2 separate regions of the Mus musculus genome follow, and region 1 is linked to region 2. A link is a contact called in ENCODE Hi-C or POLR2A ChIA-PET data. All regions are on one chromosome and are shown on one strand. Each heading gives the region's core, a stretch centred on a gene start or an enhancer-like site at or near the end of the contact. The rest is flanking DNA. Distances are from core to core; before and after follow the strand shown. Region 1 holds the start of Klf6 (Kruppel-like factor 6). Region 2 has its middle 53 kb from the start of Akr1e1.

What was found. A loop is a pair of places that touch in the nucleus more often than their neighbours do. ChIA-PET counts read pairs that join two places held with the same protein, here RNA polymerase II (POLR2A).
Region 1: a loop to region 2 is called in a map of left cerebral cortex, with 8 times the contacts of the local background. The contact joins the promoter of Klf6 here to the enhancer-like site in region 2. A Hi-C loop is called at or near these places in 15 of 37 maps with a recorded cell type or tissue (Patski, adrenal gland, gastrocnemius and 2 more). POLR2A ChIA-PET finds 5 or more read pairs at or near these places in 1 of 5 experiments (Patski).

The regions. Positions count from the first base shown.
Region 1 is chr13:5,860,008-5,867,302 of GRCm38, reverse strand. Klf6 (Kruppel-like factor 6) reads right to left here and starts at 5,814. Exons shown (of 4, transcript NM_011803.2): 1 at 5,461-5,814; 2 at 1,959-2,535; 3 at 541-664; 4 at 1-71. The coding sequence starts at 5,664. The coding sequence ends at 20.
Region 2 is chr13:4,658,825-4,665,407 of GRCm38, reverse strand. No RefSeq gene overlaps it. Among named protein-coding and RNA genes, the nearest start is that of Akr1e1, 53 kb to the right of the region's middle. Within about 2 kb of position 2,512, at least 2 of the 3 ENCODE cell types and tissues checked have a DNase peak (open chromatin) inside an H3K27ac peak, as active enhancers do; they include gastrocnemius and left cerebral cortex, where a contact is called at or near this core.

The DNA.
Region 1 (7,295 bases), core at 4,565-7,064, 1.2 Mb before region 2:
GATTCGTCCCTCTGCTCCTTCAGAGGTGCCTCTTCATGTGCAGGGCCAGGTGGTCAGACCTGGAGAAACACCTGCAAGGGCAAATCAGAAACAAAGCGGTGAGTTTTGGCTCGTGGATTGTGTGGCCCACCAGATTCCAGTCCCTGGACAAGGCCTCTGAGTCTTTACCAATACTTTTTAGGGACAGGGACGCCCCAGACAGAGGAATACATATTCAAGAAGCCTTCAGAGAACACCCAGGAAGTCCCAGAAGTCCCATGGAGGGTTTACGTTTTGAATTTGAAAACTGTTGGAACCCATTTTGAAAGCCTTGCCCTAGACAGTTTTCTTATAGAAATCTGGTACAGTGCTTCCTAGGAGAGATAGTCAAGGTGTCAAGAGACTTTTGCAAAAGCCCCAGACTTAAAAGAAATGGCACCAAGTAATGGGAAACTCCTGACCTTCTTCCCAAGGCCTATTTCACACACCTACTCTGCCCTGGTTCTTCCTCATTCCCATGACCCCACACTTCTTTTTCCTGTGAAGCCTTCATTGACATACCTGTCACAGTGGGAGCATTTAAAAGGCTTGGCACCGGTATGCTTTCGGAAGTGTCTGGTCAACTCATCACTTCTTGCAAAACGCCACTCACAACCTTCCCATGAGCATCTGTAAGGCTTTTCTCCTGGGAAAAAGAGCACACGATAAAGGCACCATTACTTCACTGACAAGATAGGGTAAGGGAGAAGACTGAACAACATATATACCGTGGGGTCCCCTCAGTCTACAGACCTCACCATATGCTTTCATGGCAGGATGGTACCTTTGGCAAGCTAAAGGTCTTTTCTAACCTAGCCTGAAGGGCTCACTTAGGCTGTTCATTCCAGGGATCCAGGTTTGACAAAGTCATCCTGGCCGAATCAAAGTTACCTCATAACAATGACAATTACTCAGACTGATGACATACTTGCAGGGTGAGATGTCAGCCCACAGGACCCACAGCCTTGCTGAGGGAGGAGAGTTATTGCTTTCTCCATGGAGACGGGTCCCCTCCAGCACTTACTCCTTACTCATTTCCCTGTGGAATGAGTCGTCTGGGACCTTCTACATTTCTACAAAACTGAAATCATGCGTTTCTGAGAAAAAACCTCATTCAGAGGGCTTGTGGATCCGTTTCTAGATGGCAATCAAACGACCAAATTGACATCACTCCCTAGCTAAATTATAAGTGTAGAACAGAACAAAATGCTACCCATGAGTGAAAAATGATGCTCAAATCAACCCAAGGCAAAAGCCATCTTGTTTGGGGAACACTCATATCCTCTCCTAGCTCTTTGCCTCTTCAGGGCCCTGACTTCATCTCTCAAGAATTTGACTATCCTCTCGGTAAGATACAAGTTTACAATTACTTATCCTGTTATCCTTCCCCTCCTATCCCAGATGTTGTGCTGCCAGTTTCAAATAAACAGAATTTAATCTAAGTAGTAGCACTGTGTTAAGAAAGCCCTTGTTTTTGTGGCTGTATTCACAGTAAATGCCCACTAGCCCAAGACTTTTGCTCACTCTGAGGCTTCAAAATACCACTGTCAACATCAGCAAACTTCAGGCTGCCCAAGGAGTGTCTGTCCTGAGCCTGCACTTACATGACAAAGAAAGAGGTGCAACCCAACATAGCACGATGCATGGGACAATGGGAAATGAGCACCCAGTGGGTGAAGGTTTGGGTATCCATGGAGAATGTGATCTGGCCTCCTGTTTAATCTGAAAGCATGAACCATTCATCTGATTCAAATGTCCAGTCTTTTAAGATTCTACTCTGAACTCCAAAAAAGACCCAATTCCTTAGAGACAAGAATCTAGGAAGTGAGGACTGTCTTGCTTGTGACCGCATCCTGGGGGGGTCCTGGCTCCCTCCCAGTGCTGATCGACTGAGGGCGCCCACCAGCAGCTGACCACCCAGGCCCCAAGAGGGGACTGACCTGTGTGAGTGCGCTGATGTGCTTTCAAGTGGGAGCTTTTCGTGTAAACTTTCCTGCAGCCATTAAAGTGGCACCGATGTACCCGTCTTCTGCCATCTGGGGAGGCGTCGCCATTACCCTTGTCACCAGACTTCCCAGAGGTCCCACTTCGAACCTTCCCAGGTGAGGGCAGGTCTCCTGGCCCACAGCCCCATAGTTGAGAAGATTCCCTGTTCACTTCTGGAGAAGATGGAGGTGTGGAAATGACGGAGGAACTCAGATTTCCTGAATTGACTAAGACTTCACCAATGGGATCAGAGGTAAATTTGGTCGTGGGTGAAAGTTCCTCTGAACTGTCCGAAGACTCACTGCTGACATCAGAGTTCAGGCTATTGGTCTCTAAGTTATAATTAAAGCTGGAGCTGATCAGAGAGTCCTCTGGGGGACTAGAAGAAATCTTCAGTTCTGATTCCTCCTTCTTCTCCCCCCGAGCTAGAATGAATTTGGTCCACAGGTCTTCCTGGCTGTCAAATTTTATCTCAGAGGCTGACACGTAGCAGGGCTCACTCTGAAGATAGCGTTCCAACTCCAGGCAGGTCTGTGCAAAAGGAACCACAAGAAGGCACGTGACTGTTACGGCTACTGAAAGTGGAACTGAAAGCACACAGGAATAAAAAAAAAAAAAAAAGGAAACATGCAACAAAGGACAAATAAATTATTTCTGTGTCAGGTATTGTGGGTCACAAAGTCTTTTGTAATGCGAATCTATTTCCCCGAGAATTCTAGAGGAAAGCTGTTTCTAGGAATCTGAAGGAAAAGTAGAGGTGAGACCTCTCTTGGTTTCTCCAGTGTTGGACCAATGGTCACAGTGAGTGATGATCACTAAGCCTGTTTTGTTGTTATAGTTACAAGTGTTGACATTTCTAATGACGATCCTGGTAAGCCACACAAAGAAAACCAGCCTTACACACATCACTCCCCCTCCCACCAACCTAACAGGTTTAACCAGATCCTCTGACAGTCTCTAGAACTATGAGCATCAATGAGAGAGCCCTAGCCATCCAAGAGTATTCACCCAACAGGACAGAAATATTGCACAGCGTGCAGTGTGGTCTGAAGACCCACTTGGGGGGCACAGCTGACAATATAGGGCTGGCTGTAGTCAGAGAACAGGCAGCAGATAGCTGTCTGTATTCACTTCATGGGCATCGATACATTTGAAAAGAAACCTCTCATTTTCTGTGTAGCTGGGACCTAAGAGATATACATATACATATGCATATATATATATATATATATATATATATATATGTATATATATATATATATATATGCGCACACACACACACACACACACACATATACACATGCATATTTTTAAATGTCATTTCCCAAGTCCAGGACTATGGATACCACCAAACTTTAATGATTTCTTTGCACTGGCCACAGGGAAACAAGAAACCTTGACAACAGAAGTGAATTCTTCCAGAGTAGCTATCTGCTATTGTAAAGGATGGAAAGGGGAAATTACTCCCTGGCCCTTCTGGGAGTCCCACAATGAACAAGGACTTTATCTCCTGGCCAAGGGTACAACAGTATGAGTCATCACTCCTTTTTCTTTCACGCAATGCCAAAGGAGACTTCCTTTTGAAATTCTGACCTGCAGCCAAATAAGGACCCGGCTCAAATATACATGCAGTGTGCCATAACAGGGTGCCCCTTCCCAGCCCTGCCACCAACCTTTCAAGGAGCTACACACTGCAGAGATCAGCAATCCCCTCTCCCCACCATCTCAAACTTTCTAGCCACTGGAAAAGAAAAACGGTAGGAAAGATTTTAGGATTCAATTATGTAGGCCCTGATTTTTCACTAGCTTTGCCTGCATGCCCATATAAGGCCGTCTGTGCCTCTGTGTATTCTATTCTACAGACAGAAATTTCGGCACTAAACTGCAACAAAAAAATGTTATCAGGGTACAGACCATCTTGAGCACAGGCTACCAGCAAAAGGGCTAAAGCTTACTAAACAATGTGCCTTCTATCACAGTATACACATCCTAAGTCCCGGCCTCACACAGCAAGCACAAGCAAGCTAAGGAAGAGGGGGTGCCTGTTTTCCATTTCCCCCCAAAATTCGATGTCTGTTACAGTGTGTACAGTATTAGGAATCGAAGCGGCGATACCTATTATTGATGTTCCAAAGAAATGGCGAAGACATTTATGAAGATCTTGTTAAACTTTAATCAACTGGCTAATTTAAAATCGCCAGTATGCTGATGAGCAGTGGGGACCTGATCGAAGCTCTCTGGGAGTTTAAAAGGCTCTGAAGGGGACCAGGAGCCAAGTCTGGCTAGTTGCCCAAATCCCAAATGCCTAAAGGAAACTACTAAGATCAATTTCAATCACGTCCCAGGGAGCAGCTTCTTTGAGGAGGAAAAATGGAGAGGGGGAGAGAAAGGCAGAGAGGATTGTGAACAATTAAGCCGGCATGGGGAGGTTTCAGCCAACACTTCGCTTTTCCTGGGTTTTAAAGCCTGGGAGGTTGTGAAACCGACGGAATTTATTTGATCTGCTAATTCACTTGGAGGAAAAAAAATACCCAGAAGGGTAGAGAGACGGCCACAGAATCATCGTTTTTAAAGACAATGGTGAAAGTGTTTGAGAATATTTTTGCCACTCACAGAATCCTATGACTTAGAAGGGGTAGGGGGTGTTTCTTTTATTCCGGTTGCCCCAAATTCTAGTTCCACTAAAATGCCGGAATTAGAGATTTTTCTTGCCCAAAGTAAGACCCGAAGCAACTAGGAATGGACTCATTGTCATATGACTGACAAGTCACTTGTGTGCAAACAGCACCCCCACACACACACACCCGCCGCGCAGTCAACAAGAAAAGCAGGTAAGAAAAACAAGGCAGGCATACGTGAATGATAAGAAATTATCCAGACGGAAAAGAAACTGCAAATGGCCTTGAATTCAAAAAGAACTACTGCGTTCCGCAAGCAAAATGTTAAGACTTTTAAATTTGGGACATACAAATATCAAAACAAAACCAAAATCCTTAAATCAAATCTTTTGGTAGTCAAGGCAAGCTCGTTCGTATGACAGGGTCCAGCTGTGGAGTTTGGAGCTGGTACAAACCCCAAACTTGTGCCAAGGGCTCAGGTCTGGATCGGTCAGAATAATTTGGGGTCCCCCCCCCCAGGTGTATGCTGCTCGTAAGCTCGGAATTAGCAAAACACGAAAAAAAAATGAAGAAATAAAAACGTAGTGGGAAGGAGAGCTCGCCTTCACACAAATGACAACTCTACTCCTCGCTCCCGAAGGCTCGCTCTACAGTGCCTTCATCATTCCAGGCAGCAGAAGGACATCTTAAGATCATTACTTTATATTTTTAATTAGGCAAATGCTAATCATCATTAAAAAGATGCACTTCCAAGCACACACCATCTTGCCTGCTCCTCCGCGCGACTCCCTCCTCGGCGTACCGGGCAGGTGAAAAAAAAAAAAAAATCCGTATTTACCTGTTGCCAATATTCCTCCAGGGACGGCAGAGCCGAGAAGTAGCCCGTTTCGTGCACAATCTGTAGTTCCTGGAAGATGCTACACATTGGGAGCACATCCATGTCGGGTTGGAAAAGACAGTCCTCGCTGTCGGGAAAACAGGGAGGTGAACGATCAGGAGTCCGAGCAGAAACTGTTCCCGGGAGCGCAGGTGAAAGTTTCATGCAAACTGGATGGCGCTGCAATCGGACGCCGGGTCCGGACCCTCCCGCAGCCCGCAGCGCGCCGAGCCCACGCAATATTTGCAAACAGCGGACTGACTGCAAGCGTAACCCCTGCAAAACTTCCCTATTCAAAGCTCCGCTGCCAGCCTCCCCCCTCCTCCCCCGCTTGGCTCCCCCCTTCTCCCCCCACGTGACCAGCTTGGAGCTCCGCCCCCCACGGTACCCAATCCTGCCGCTCCTGTACCCGGGGCTGCGCGACGATGATGTCAGCTCGCACCAATCGCCGGTGCGGACACACAGCGGCCCCGCCTGGCGTGACCGAGCCTCTTCATTAAAGGCCTCCTTATTGGTGCAATTCGAACTCGGCCTGCGCTGATTGGAAAGACGTCTCACAGGCTATTTTTAGCAGGGTATATAAGGCGAGGGCTACGGCGCACCGAAGGAGTCGGCGCTGGGAGGTGTACAGCCCAACGTTGCAGAAGTGCGGCCGGAGCGGCCGGAGCTGGGGGAGCCTAGCCGGGCAACCGGGCACCTGTCCCCGCCGCCCGGCTGCCCGGTTGCACCTTCTGATCCGGTCACACGGACCGGCACCCCCCAAAAAGACCAAAGATAGCAGACATATTCCCGATCCCCCTCATTTCCTCCCGCTGGGTTCCCGTGTTCCCGGATCCTTCCCTGACCCTCCATTCTCCTTGGTCCCTTGATTTCTCTCTTTGTTCGGAGTCCCCTCCATACTCAGAGATGCAGAGGTGCCCCGGGGTGGGCGCAAACGTGCCCGCAGGTTTCCCTGTGGCGATGGGACAATAAGACCGAACAGCAGGGGGACTTGGTACTCCAGAGTCACTGTGTGGTAGTTTCTGTCTAGGACGGAGGATGACAGGAGCCTGAGACCAAAATACCCCCACTTCTTACGCAGGCAGAGAGGGGGAAACGGTAGAGCATCTCAAAAGCCCCCTACCTGACCAGTGTGTCAAAAACACTCAGTTCTCAGGAATGAATTTTACCCACTCAAAAGTTGAAAATGCAGCTTTTAAGATCGCATCCGTGACCTGGCGCCATGGCCACACTGTACTTGGAGACCTGGACATTCACAGCTTAAAACTCCCCTTTTTCTTGTTGCACAGTTTTAATTCAAAGAAGATGCAGATTTTGCTGCTAATGGGGTTTAAATCTGTTTATCTCGTAGAAGGCAGTCTCGGAGATGTCTCACCAAGGTTAACAGGCTTTCCCATGGATGTGTAAACAATTCAAATTAGGTTGAAGATGACAATTTTTTTCATACAAATTATCTACCAAAGCACACCATGATATCTAAAAAAAAAAAAAAAAAAAACGAGCGACTAAAATTTTTGAATAAAAATCCAATTATAACAACTTCGAATATAATTTTTAATGAATAGTATCCTTTTAAAAGTTGTCAAGTACGTAAAATAAGCTGAGGGGAGTTTTTCTGTTTAATTTACGAAGTCTAGAAGAGAAGCATGTGCCAGAACCATAGGCTTGTCAGGTTTGTAGGCCTATGTATGGGGGCGAAGATGGGAAAAGTTATCTCACGTGCCTATTGTATGGAAGAGATGGAGGTGACCATGGGCCTTCATCCCATCTACCCTAGTAACAAAGAGGCAGGCCTG
Region 2 (6,583 bases), core at 1,263-3,762:
CAACAATAACCAAATAACCCAGTGCTTCCAAAAACTAACAAATACTCATTTCCATTTCTCCAGCTCTAGTTGAGTGGCTGGGTTGACTATGTTCCTCTTTTGGTTGCTTTCGAGTTTATATGAATTTAATGGGTGGGGTAAATATTTACAGTCAAGCATGAGTGTATCCACAGGACAATCACCTTGGCCCAGATCTCAAGAGGTTTAACATATTAAGGCTGACCAGGGAAAACAATCAAAATATCAATAAGGGCGCAATCAAATCCTGCTAAGGGCTATAGAAGCCATGTCTATTAAAAAAGTCAGTGAACAGGAAGACACTGGAAACCCATCAGATAACCCAGTTAATCTTTTTTATTCTCACATAGCATGAAACCAAAGGGAATTTTCAAGAACCAATCTAAGTGTGGACAAATTATAAAATGCTAAATAAAATTTTAAATACAAATTTACTATAGTCAAACATGCAAAGACATAAATTTATCAGCGATAATATTTTTATTCAAAATGTAATCACACTGATCCTTTGGAATCTGTTCTTATGTTGACTTAAAAATAATAGTCAACTTTATAGTGTACAGAAATCCCCTTTAAAATCCTCCCCATTCAAATATCATTCCCACTTTCTCAGTTCTATCTTTAAGGTCACTGACTGACAATGTGACCACAGAGACTCAGAATTATGCTTGCTAGATGTTTACATCTTTCTTTCAAAAATGAGGGAGGGAGTAATACACCTCAGGCTTTACATTATTTTTAAGTTTATTTCAAAATTAGCAGATCATTATATATATATATATATACATATATATATATATATATATATATATATATATATATATATATATATAATAAAGGCAAAAATAAAACATATACTGTATTCTCCAAATAATTCCCTCTCATTTTTTATGAAAACTGTCAATTTCTTGATTATTTCAAAGGCCTTTAAACCATATGAAGTTCAGATAGTTACAAACGGCCACCACCAGTTACAAACGGTAATTCAGTTCTTTCTGCAAACCAGTATAAAATTCTTAACTGACCTGAAGGGTACCTTTTGACTAGGACACTATTTATTTTAATGGAGTGTTAAGAAAAATGCACAACAAAGAAGGTGCCATTTAGAAACTCCCAATAAATCAAAGCAGGGAATTATTTGTGTAATAATACATATAACTTTGATATTGTTTAATGTTATTATTTTTAAAATTATAATCCTAACTGCTGACTTAATAAACACATATTTCATAAATTGCCTCTTTACCAACAATATTTCTTTTCTTTCATTTTCCAAATAGTATAAACTAATAATAAATGATGCTAATGTTAGTTAACTAGTCCACAAAATTGAGTACTGTAATATTTTGTGTATTAGTTGAAATATAAATTAAAACTCATATATCAATAAAATGAAGTCATGTTTCAAATTTATGTATCAATCCATTTGAAAAATATGGACTATTGAGGATGCCATAGCATTAAAAAGTACTTGAGAATGCTAGATGTTTTAATATATAACTTTAAAATATGGAGCCTGGAATTTACTCTGAAGTCAGTCATGGATCCTGTATGAACTTCAAAATATTTATAGCTGTCTGAAGCTCAGGATAAGAGTGCAGAAGACCAATATAAGCACATTGGTTGTTTCCAAGCGGGATGTTATCCATTCTTAGGGACTCCTCCTACCTCTTTTTGTAGTGTTTGTTTTTCCAGACGTTTGTTTGTTTGTTCACTGGTTTGATTTCATTTTGGCTAGAATTATTTAACTGAAGAAATAAAATCTGGTCAGGAAAATGGGAGGAGGGGGGAGAACACGTAAAATACATTATTACATTTTTGAAGGTTCCCCTTCCTTATTGTTGAGAAATTAGACATGTCTATTTCCTGTTGGAGAACTTAAAATGTTTTCTCAAACATGAGTAAATCTGCCCAATAAAAACATTTTTACATTAACTCTGATATTTAGACACCCTTAAGCATTATTTTATGATTTCTTCCTGAAGGCATAAAACCTCTTTGCTAGGCTCTGGAATCAATAAACAACAAGTGTCAGGAAGACACACTCTTGACTCAAACCCAGCAATTTTGTTGTTGTCCTCTCCCTCTCCCTCTCCCCTCTCCCCTCTCCCCTCTTCTTCTCCCCTCTTCTTCTCCCGTCTTCTTCTCCCCTCTTCTTCTCCCCTCTTCTCCCCTCTTCTCCCCTCTTCTCCCCTCTTCTCCCCTCTTCTCCCCTCTTCTCCCCTCTTCCCTCTCCCTCTCCCTCTCCCTCTCCCTCTCCCTCTCCCTCTCGCTCGCTCGGCTGGGATTTTTTTTTTTTTTTGAGTTTCCCGTCGGTGAGTCATATTGTACTCTAACTTCCCCTTGGAACCATATGGGGCAATAATAAAGTGCTCCTCAGTACACAGCTATGCAGTGTTCCTTAACTGACTAAGGGGAACACTATGAACGCCTATCGTTGTCATAGATGGACATTCAGCCAAACAAAGCGACACGGGAATGGAAGCGAGTAGGAACAATGGATAATGGGCACTTTTACAGCTTTAGGATTTTTATGGGAAAAATAAAAAAAGCAAAACAAGTCCAACATGACCTTTGATAAAAGCACAGGAAAGCAATATCCTTAGTCACTTCTATTAAAAGACGCTTACAGGACTAGGACAAAGCCACAGATGTCAGTTGCCAAAACGTGGGGGTTTGGGGTTTGTTTTGTTTTTTGCTTGTTTGTTTGTTTGTTTTTATTAATTTAAGGAAATTGTCTTTAGGATTAAATCTTGCACAGTGTAGCACTACTTACTGTTAAAACAATTAGGAACCTTTATCAGAAAACACTAGGGCTATGAGCAGGCAGTCCCTGTCCCGGGAATTGTGAAAATAGCTAAGGATTTAGCGCCATCTGCAGGAATCAGGAAATAAAACCTTTTGACCATGAAGTTCTCATTACTCGTGTCCACTAAAGTAGATTGTTTTTGTAGTTTTCAGCTGAAACCCTCCTACTCCTATATCTAAGATTCATAGGACGTCAACAATAATGACTGACCCTCAGTCCTAAAAATATTTACAGGCAAACATCACTAAATAAACCTCTGTGTGTGTGTGTGTGTGTGTGTGTGTGTGTGTGTGAATATGTGTAAAACAAAAGTAGTTAAAAGGGGTCATGAATTTGAGAAGGAGGGGGATTGGCAGGTGTAAACAGAAGGAAGGTGGGGAAATTATATAATTATATTTAGTTGAATTTAATGTTTTAAAATACTTTTTCTTGCTTTTTGCAAATGATGCCTTTGTCCAGGAAAGTTCAAGAAAAAAGGTACAGAGGGTAAGATAGATTTGACTCTGACTCATCCATAACTAAGGTACTGTTTGAATTAATTTTATTCCTGAGTTGCATTAGTCAGAGTTATCGCTTTTATGAAGAAACATCATGACCAAAGCAGCGTGGGAAGAAAAGGGTTTATTCAGCGTAGTCTTCCATATCATCTGTTCACCAGCGAAGGAAGCCAGGACAGGAACTCAAACAGGGCAGGAACCAGAGGCAGAAGCTGATGCAGAGGCCTTGGAGGAGTGATGCTTACTGGCTTGCTTCACATGGCTTGCTCAGCCTGAGTTCTTATAGCATGCAGACCCATCAGACCCTGGGTTGGTTCATCTCATAATTGGCTGGGCCCTACCTCATTGATCACTAATTAAGATGCAATGTTCTACAGGCTTGCATCCAACCTGATCTTAAAGAGACAGTTTTTTAATACATGTTTCCTCTTCCCAGATGACTTAAGCTTGTGTCAAGTTAACATAAAACTAGCCAACACCTACTTTAAAAAAAAATCTTTCATGTAAGGGTGGGTTGTGTGCACATGGGTGTGTATTAGTATGCATTTGTACATAGAAACTAGAATATGCCAGGTGCTGTGGAGAATTGCAGGCTGGTCTCCAGTTGAGCTGAGGTCTGAACCCCATTGGTCATAATTCACCTACTTAACACAGTAGGCGTTCCCTCATGCTCCTGGAACTCTGGCCCCTGCCTAAGGTACCACTTTCCACAGCTCCCTGCAAGAGAAGCATGGTCAGTAGTCACGTAAGCAGCGGCCCAAGCTTCTGACCTTCAGGCTAAACTCCTCCCCAGTTACCTAGCAACAGTGAAGACCATAAAAAGGGCTGTTCAGCCCCCATCTCTTACTCTTACTCCTTTGTTCCTTTACCTCTCACTTCTCTCACCCTCTCTCTCCCTTCTCTTTGTCTTCTATCCCTTCTCCTTTCTCTTTGTCTTCTTCTCTCCTCCCTCCTCTCTCTTTCTCTCTCTTTCTGGATAGCCTCTCCCCCTCTCCCTTCTCACTTCCCTCCTGCCTTTCTATAATAAAGATCTTAAACCATAGAGAGTCTCTGCTCCATCTAGATCTGCTTTGCACCCTCTTGCCAGTGTTGGGAACTCCTTCCCTCATCCCTCTCTCCTACAACCCCGGGGCTTTCTTTAGCAAGGTAGCTCCTGGGTCCCCGTCGGTCAGGGGCTGCCCCTTTTCCACCTCCACCACCACCACCACCACCACCACCACCACCACCACCACCCAACTTCGTGGGTCAGGCATGTTCACCTGGGGCTGAGTGGAAAGCGCCAGGAGCTCTGCCTGCTTCTGCCTGCACAGGAACTCTGGCCAGATGTTTGGCTCATTTTCCTTCCTCTTCTTCCCCAGGGCCTTCCCAGCGCGCCCCCTCCCCCCTTATTTTGTTCCCAACAAGGTGCCTCAATTTTTATGACTCCTGGGGCTTGAATTCATGTACGCATGCTTTTATAGAAAATATTCTTGCCCATTGAGCTATCTCTCCCTATCTTTCCTGTCCCTCTTGCTTATTTTTAAGCTGTTCTTCAAACACATAGTTGACAAATGTTTCCAGACTAGACACTGTGGAGAAACACTGACAGAGCCCTTCCCAAGACATACCAGTGGTTTCAAAGAAAGAATCCTTGAATATTAGTACCAAGTAATTGTGTCTCTGGGATAAGTTTTGGCCCTTAGCCTTCCAGTAAGACCAGAATCCCCTCTGGAAACCTGCCCATCCCACAAATTAGTCCTTGCTGAACTGTATTCTTCAGTGAGAGCCAGGGAAGGCAGGAGGAAGGTCTGGGGATAGCCTTTCTGGAAACTTGCATAAATCTGATGTTATCACCCTTCTTGCTCCAAGTTAATTGATAATGTGGAATTCTGCTTACATTTCAAAGAATCACCTTTAGTGCCAGCTTGTCTATCAGGGAAATTTTTACAAATATATTGTAATCTAAAAAAAAATAAAAGAAATTATTTTAATAAATATATAAAGCATTCTGTTTTCTCCCAAAGTCATATTTATTTGTCAAGTATGTCTCTTAAGAAAAGACTAATTGTCAGCTGCTGTTGGACAAGCTTAACATTTACCACAGTCTTCTGTTCAATAAGTGGACTTAACACATAATTTCTCCTGTACAGTAAATATGGCCAAATTTACTAAGAGCCTGTAACTACCTTTTAATCACTAAATTTCCCCAGTCAAACTTAACTTTAAAATGCTCTAATTTACAAAGAAATGCCTTGTTTATACTTCTAGTACCTATTTCTAAGAATGCCAGAACATCTCAGAATAAAAATACTGCATCTGGGCTAATTCTATGCATCAAACATGATGGCTATGTATTACTCATTCTGCCCTCTGCATAGTGTTATACTAAGACATAACACTCTCCATAGCATTTTATCCCAGAGCAAGGAAAGAACTCACTGCAAAGATAAATACCAATTGCTATTCAAGAAAACATGAGCTTCTCAAATTTCATGTACTTAATGTTTTTCAGCCTCAAGCTTTTAAGACATACTTTTCTTCAGTTTTCTATTACTTATACAAGAACGATAAACTCATAGATATAAGTTTCTTCTCCATTGAGTAATGCATTTCAGATGCTATACATGCAGAAGGCAGCTGCATAACATTTCTAAGTAAATTAATGTGATAATCCTCGTAAAAACATACTGGATGTACATCCAACCAGGTACTGTAGAAACCTCTTGATGGGCAAAGGAAATTACACATTCAAGGGAAGAAGATCAGGAGTAACACCAAAGGGGAGACACTAACAAATATGGAAATCAAGAAAAAAAGAGGGTCATGGGAAACTAATGTAACAGGACAGAGTAAGCTGAATGTGGTGTGAGTCTTTTTATAAGAAATTTTTGAAATATTCCAAGTTAAAGACAGACTCAGAGCCCTGAGTACTGCAAGTAGAAGACTGGGTGTGGAAGCAGCTCTATTACCAGAGGGTGGAAAAACACGTAAATAGGAAGTCATTAGTAGCCAGGTGGTGACCGTGTTCACTTTTAATCACAGCACTTGGGAGGCAGAAGCAGGCAGATCACTTTAAGACCATCACTTTTAGTCTATAGAGCAAGTTCCAGGACAGCCAGAACTACCCACAAAAACCCTGCTCAAAAAACAAAGAAAAGTTATTAGTTTTCTTAGAGTATCATGACTGTATCCTTTTCCTCTGGAAAATTCTGACCCATGGAGATTGCACACTGGGGTGTTGGATACTCAACCGCAACTGGAGGGTATTGTAGATTAACAA